Regions from separate parts of the Homo sapiens genome. Here region 1 is linked to region 2. Evidence: chromatin contacts called from ENCODE Hi-C or POLR2A ChIA-PET data. All regions are on one chromosome and are shown on one strand. The core of a region is the stretch at or near the end of the contact, and the rest is flanking DNA. Distances in the headings are between cores, read along the strand shown.

What was found. A loop is a pair of places that touch in the nucleus more often than their neighbours do. ChIA-PET counts read pairs that join two places held with the same protein, here RNA polymerase II (POLR2A). Pooled maps may share reads with other maps.
Region 1: a loop to region 2 is called in a map of gastrocnemius medialis, with 11 times the contacts of the local background. The contact joins the promoter of RPUSD2 here to the promoter of EMC7 in region 2. A Hi-C loop is called at or near these places in 1 of 168 maps with a recorded cell type or tissue (gastrocnemius medialis) and 3 of 50 pooled maps. POLR2A ChIA-PET finds 5 or more read pairs at or near these places in 1 of 52 experiments (WTC11).

The regions. Positions count from the first base shown.
Region 1 is chr15:40,567,933-40,570,632 of GRCh38, forward strand. It overlaps RPUSD2 (RNA pseudouridine synthase domain containing 2), which reads left to right and starts at 1,367. Exons shown (of 3, transcript NM_152260.3): 1 at 1,367-2,011. The coding sequence starts at 1,406. RefSeq lists enhancers at 1,309-1,638, 1,700-2,199, 1,949-1,998.
Region 2 is chr15:34,100,526-34,103,225 of GRCh38, forward strand. EMC7 (ER membrane protein complex subunit 7) reads right to left here and starts at 1,337. Exons shown (of 5, transcript NM_020154.3): 1 at 1,079-1,337. The coding sequence starts at 1,314. PGBD4 (piggyBac transposable element derived 4) reads left to right here and starts at 1,558. Exons shown (of 1, transcript NM_152595.5): 1 at 1,558-2,700. The coding sequence starts at 2,007. RefSeq lists enhancers at 481-1,338, 948-1,647, 1,678-1,767.

The DNA.
Region 1 (2,700 bases), core at 117-2,616, 6.5 Mb after region 2:
TAAAAAAGATTTCCCTTTCTCCTCTCCAGAATACAAATGCCTAGGATAAGAATTAGACTGTCTTTTTTTTTTTTTTTTTTTTGGCAAACTAACATTGAAATGCCTCCTTATTTGGAAGAATCCCACTCTGGATACCAAAGAGGGTTAGATTCTTGGCCGGGCGCGGTGGCTTACGCCTGTAATCCCAGCACTCATAATATAAAAATTAGCCAGGCGTGGTGGTGCGTGCCTGTAGTCCCAGCCACTCAGGAGGCTGAGGCAGAAGAATGGCTTGAACTCAGGAGGCGGAGGTTGCAGTGAGGTGAAATCGCTCCACTGCACTCCAGCCTGGGCGACAGAGCAAGACTCCGTCTCAAAAAAAAAAAAAAAAAAAAAAAAAAAGAGGGTTAAATTCTTCCATCTCCAGGCACCCTGGAAGTGAGGGCTCAGAGCAATGAGGTTTGGCTGATGGAAGTCCTCCCCTGCAGGACTCTTAACCTTGGAAGAGGGACACAGAGACACAGGGAGATTTAGGGGTCTCCAAGGGGTGGCAGGGCTGCAGGAAAAAGAGTCCTTTGGCACAACATAGTTTCTTGTGTCTACTGCATCCCAACTGGGTTTCTTCCCTGACATGTCTGAAGCCAGGCTCTCAAAAGGCTTGGTTTCCCTTGATTTGGCCCTTTTTCTGAGCCTAGTCTCCAGTTGTCTTGTGAATTCTATGAGGCACTAATATACTTTCCATAATTCTATCTCTGATGAAATTAGCCAGAGTTGGTTTATTTTGCACTTAAGAACCCTCGCCATATATCCTCTGATCTATTTGCAGTTTTAATCTCAGGATGGAAGCATGTGGGAGGCGAATGGGGATCACTAATCCTTCTCATGCTGTTAGGGGGAAACACAGGTGTGAACACATTGCTTCTGGGGTGCTTGTGTGTGTTTTAAATACATATATAACAATCTTACTGAGATACAAGTCACATACTATAATATTGACCCTTTTAAAATATAGAATACAGTGGGTTTTAGTATATTCGCAGAGTTTAGCAATCTTTATTCTGGTTGTTAGTTTTTGTTTTGTCTTAAATAAAGCTCCTTTCAAGCGTTTCTTCAGACCCAAGGGACTACTCGGAATTTACACGACCTACTCCTGTCATGGCCTTTACACGGAGCAATTCCAAGGGTTTCCTTTATAAATAACGTCGTATCTCCCTAATAGGAAGACGTCTGAGTAAGGTCACTTTTGGTGAGACATTTACAGTCTCTCATCTCTAAGCTCACTCAATTCACCTAATTTAATTCGAGCAGCTCACTCATTCGCTCACTTATCGCAGACCCCGCCTCGGGACTGGGCCTCCCTGATTCGCTGGGGCCGAGTGACGTCCTCAGATCGCGACCCTGGGAGTGGAGTGGGGGCAGCGTGGTTATGTGGCTGGACCGCCGCGGATGGCTCAGGGTTCTTGGACATTGGCGCTACGACCTTAGGCGCCCTAGCTTTACCAGGACTTGGAGTGGCGATAAGGGCCCAATGGCAGAAACAGTGTCTACCCAGGTTGGGACAGAGGGCGGGCTGAGGGCTTCGCATCAGCAAAACGGTGACGCTGGTGGCGACGCGAAGGTTGAGCTGTCCCCCGGGCCCCCGAAGCCGGCTGGCCGGGAAGTGGAGCCGGCCCCAGTAGGCGGGGAGCATCCCTCGGCTGCAGCCCCAGGCCCGGGCAAGCATAAGAAGCGGCGGGGCGCAACCAGGGAGCGTGTCGTGCCGCCCCCGAAGAAGCGGCGGACCGGGGTGAGCTTCGGAGATGAGCACTTTGCAGAAACCAGTTATTACTTCGAGGGCGGCCTGCGTAAGGTGCGGCCCTATTACTTTGACTTCCGGACCTACTGCAAAGGTCGCTGGGTGGGCCACAGCTTGCTGCACGTCTTCAGTACCGAGTTCCGAGCTCAGCCCCTGGCCTACTATGAGGCCGCGGTCCGGGCGGGCCGCCTGCAACTCAACGAGAAGCCGGTGCAGGACCTCAACATCGTGCTCAAGGTGGAGTCCTGATGGGGCTGGCCAGAAGCGGGCGAGGAAAAGGGGCCGGGTTTTGTTTTGTTTTGTTTTGTTTTTTAGTCTTAGTAAAGCATAGGTACTGGATTAAAATCATGGCAATTCTAAAGCGTTCTCGCTTTCATTTGGAACACTATTTTAGCCCGTTTCCCACCTCCGCAAGTGGCCAGGGTGTCTGTGCTTCAGGACTCAGCCTGTTTATCCTCTTCCTCAAGGCAGCTTCCTTGTTTCCAAGGGACAGAAGTTGGAATTTTCATAATTCCTTTAAACACCGTCTTGTGGCAAGGGCACTGATCACTTTACCCTGCGTTGTAGATCTCTGTGCAAATAGTAATAATAGGGGCTATCATTTATGTCTCTTTACTGTGTGCTGGGCACAAAGTTAAACATTGTATGTCCACTAATTCTAATGACAGCCTTGTGAAGTAGGTATTGCCACTCCATTTTACCTCTGAGGAAACTAAGGAAACTCACAGGGGTAAGGCTATCAACAGTGCCACTACCAAAGCCTATGTTCCTATAACTACTACTTAAACTATTTAACATAGAGTTATGAGATGTCAGGGATAGAGACTAGAATTGTTTAGCCCAGTGCTTTGACTCCTTTAAAATTCCATCACATCTATGAGGTACCAGACACCCCTGTCAGAAGTAACACTGTTTACCTCTCAGTA
Region 2 (2,700 bases), core at 87-2,586:
TTAGGGTAAACTCTAACGAATGCCCTAATGCCAGATTCTTAATGACAGACAGCAGTAAAATACTGGTTGTAAATTTGTCACTATTTATTAATCTGAGGTTGAATAACCACTCAAGGGCACTTAGATGATCTGAACAAATATGTAAATCAGATTTGGATTTAAATGTCTACATTTAAGTTGTCTGATTTTCAGATACCATTTGCTGGTGTACGAACCCACCAAAGGAAATACTTCCTAATTATTTGCTTTCAGTTTACAGTTTCACCTCCAAGTAAGGGTGGAAAGATTTAAAACAACATACGCGTGCCTAGACATTTCAAAAGCAGGCTGCTGCAAAACTAGTGCTAACAAATTCATCCTGTCTTTTAATATAGACAGAAAACCCACTTCCACTAATAGCATGAAAGGACAGAAGCAAGAAAGCAATGTAGAGGAACCCTAGTCTCACATAAATGACAAGTGTGATATAGCAAATCTCTCGATGAATTCAACTGTAAAAAAGAACAACGATCCCACCCCCAAGCAAAAAAAAAAAGAAAAAAAAAGTGCTTTGATTAGGGATTTCAGAGCCTATTAATTTTAGAAGCAGTAACATTAGCCTCCCAGTCTATGTCGTCACTAGAAGCCCTTTGGGTTTTGAGAATTCCCACTTGTGTCGCATCTTTCTACATAATAACAAGCTACCAAAAGACTGAAGTGAATGCAAAAAACGACTAGGTTCTAGGGAAACCAGATGAGATATAAAAGAATCCAACAAGAGACTAATAAGGGTCCACCTGTCCCCAGGGCCCAGGAATGATCGTCCCCACATGGGGCCAAAATAAGGTTGGAAATAACTGACTCCATGCTCTGACCATGGCAGGGGGTGAGCGCCTGCCATGCTCATTCCAGAGGTACAGGACCAGGAAAGGGAAAGCATCCGACTGCCTCCCAAGGTCTCCCGGCATAGACCGTTAGCGGCACCCTCCCCTTCAGTCTGAGACAGCGACGTTGTCCCGTCCTGACACTTAACTCTCCTGGTGGGGTCCCTGTCCGGCCTCCATCCCAGCCTTTTTCCCGCTGCCCTCAGGATGCTCACTTAAGGAAACCGACGTGCTCTTCTCCGTCTACCAGCACTCGGGCCGCCGAGATCCAGTCCTGAGGCTTCACCCCTGGAACAACTGCACGCCCCTCAATCTTGAAGCGATCTCCTATGCCGACCCCACTCCCTCCCGATCCCTCAGCAGCAGCCCCGGGCACCTCCGAGCTCTGGACATCCCCCGATAGCAGCAGCAGCAGCAGGACGGGAAAGAAGCCCCACAGAGCGGCCGCCATGACAGCAGCTCTGCACTCAGACCGGCAGCCCCGGAAGCCCTCCCAGTCTCCCGGCCGCCACCGCCGCCGCTGGCGGCTTGATGTTGTCATCACTGCGCGCCCGTTTCTGTCATAAGCTGTGGGATCCAACCAGAGGGAAGAGATCATGGCCGATCGACTAGCGAGGCGGAAGTAAGGCGGAAGTACTGCCCTTAACTCCCGGCACTCTGGATTGGAAGACGGCGCACAGAGCCTGTGTCAAGTGCCTATGAAGGGGACTGCCCATGAAGTGAAAGTCAAGTGTGTGTTGCTGCGGCAGCCACGGAGGCCAAGGACCTCACGGGAGTAAAAGATGACGAGACTGGCTTCGGGAGAAACACCATCCAGAAGAGACCTTTCAAAAAACTTCTAGAGACTCCCCAAGACGTATGAGATGAAAGGCTTCTTCTGTCTGTGTGCGTTTAACTCATTTCTCCTTAGCCCCGAGATTACGCGCTGCTGTGCCTGCGACTGCAGCGTTTACGCCGAGATAACTCGTGGATTACAGTGCCAACCTTACTCCCAAAGTTTGCCACGAAATATCTCGCTTCTGTTATTTTCGCATGGTTCTGGTATATTGACTTTTGAAACAAAAGACATCATTCTGTTTATAGCATTCTGTTTTTAGTAGTGGGATTTCCATCTACAAAATATAGTAATTCTCGATCGCTGAAATGTCAAATCCTAGAAAACGTAGCATTCCTATGCGTGATAGTAATACCGGTCTCGAACAGTTGTTGGCTGAAGATTCATTTGATGAATCTGATTTTTCGGAAATAGATGATTCTGATAATTTTTCGGATAGTGCTTTAGAAGCCGATAAGATCAGGCCTCTGTCCCATTTAGAATCTGATGGAAAGAGCTCTACATCAAGTGACTCAGGGCGCTCCATGAAATGGTCAGCTCGTGCTATGATTCCACGTCAAAGGTATGACTTTACCGGCACACCTGGCAGAAAAGTCGATGTCAGTGATATCACTGACCCATTGCAGTATTTTGAACTGTTCTTTACTGAGGAATTAGTTTCAAAAATTACTAGAGAAACAAATGCCCAAGCTGCCTTGTTGGCTTCAAAGCCACCGGGTCCGAAAGGATTTTCGCGAATGGATAAATGGAAAGACACTGACAATGACGAGCTCAAAGTCTTTTTTGCAGTAATGTTACTGCAAGGTATTGTGCAGAAACCTGAGCTGGAGATGTTTTGGTCAACAAGGCCTCTTTTGGATACACCTTATCTCAGGCAAATTATGACTGGTGAAAGATTTTTACTTTTGTTTCGGTGCCTGCATTTTGTCAACAATTCTTCTATATCTGCTGGTCAATCAAAGGCCCAGATTTCATTGCAGAAGATCAAACCTGTGTTCGACT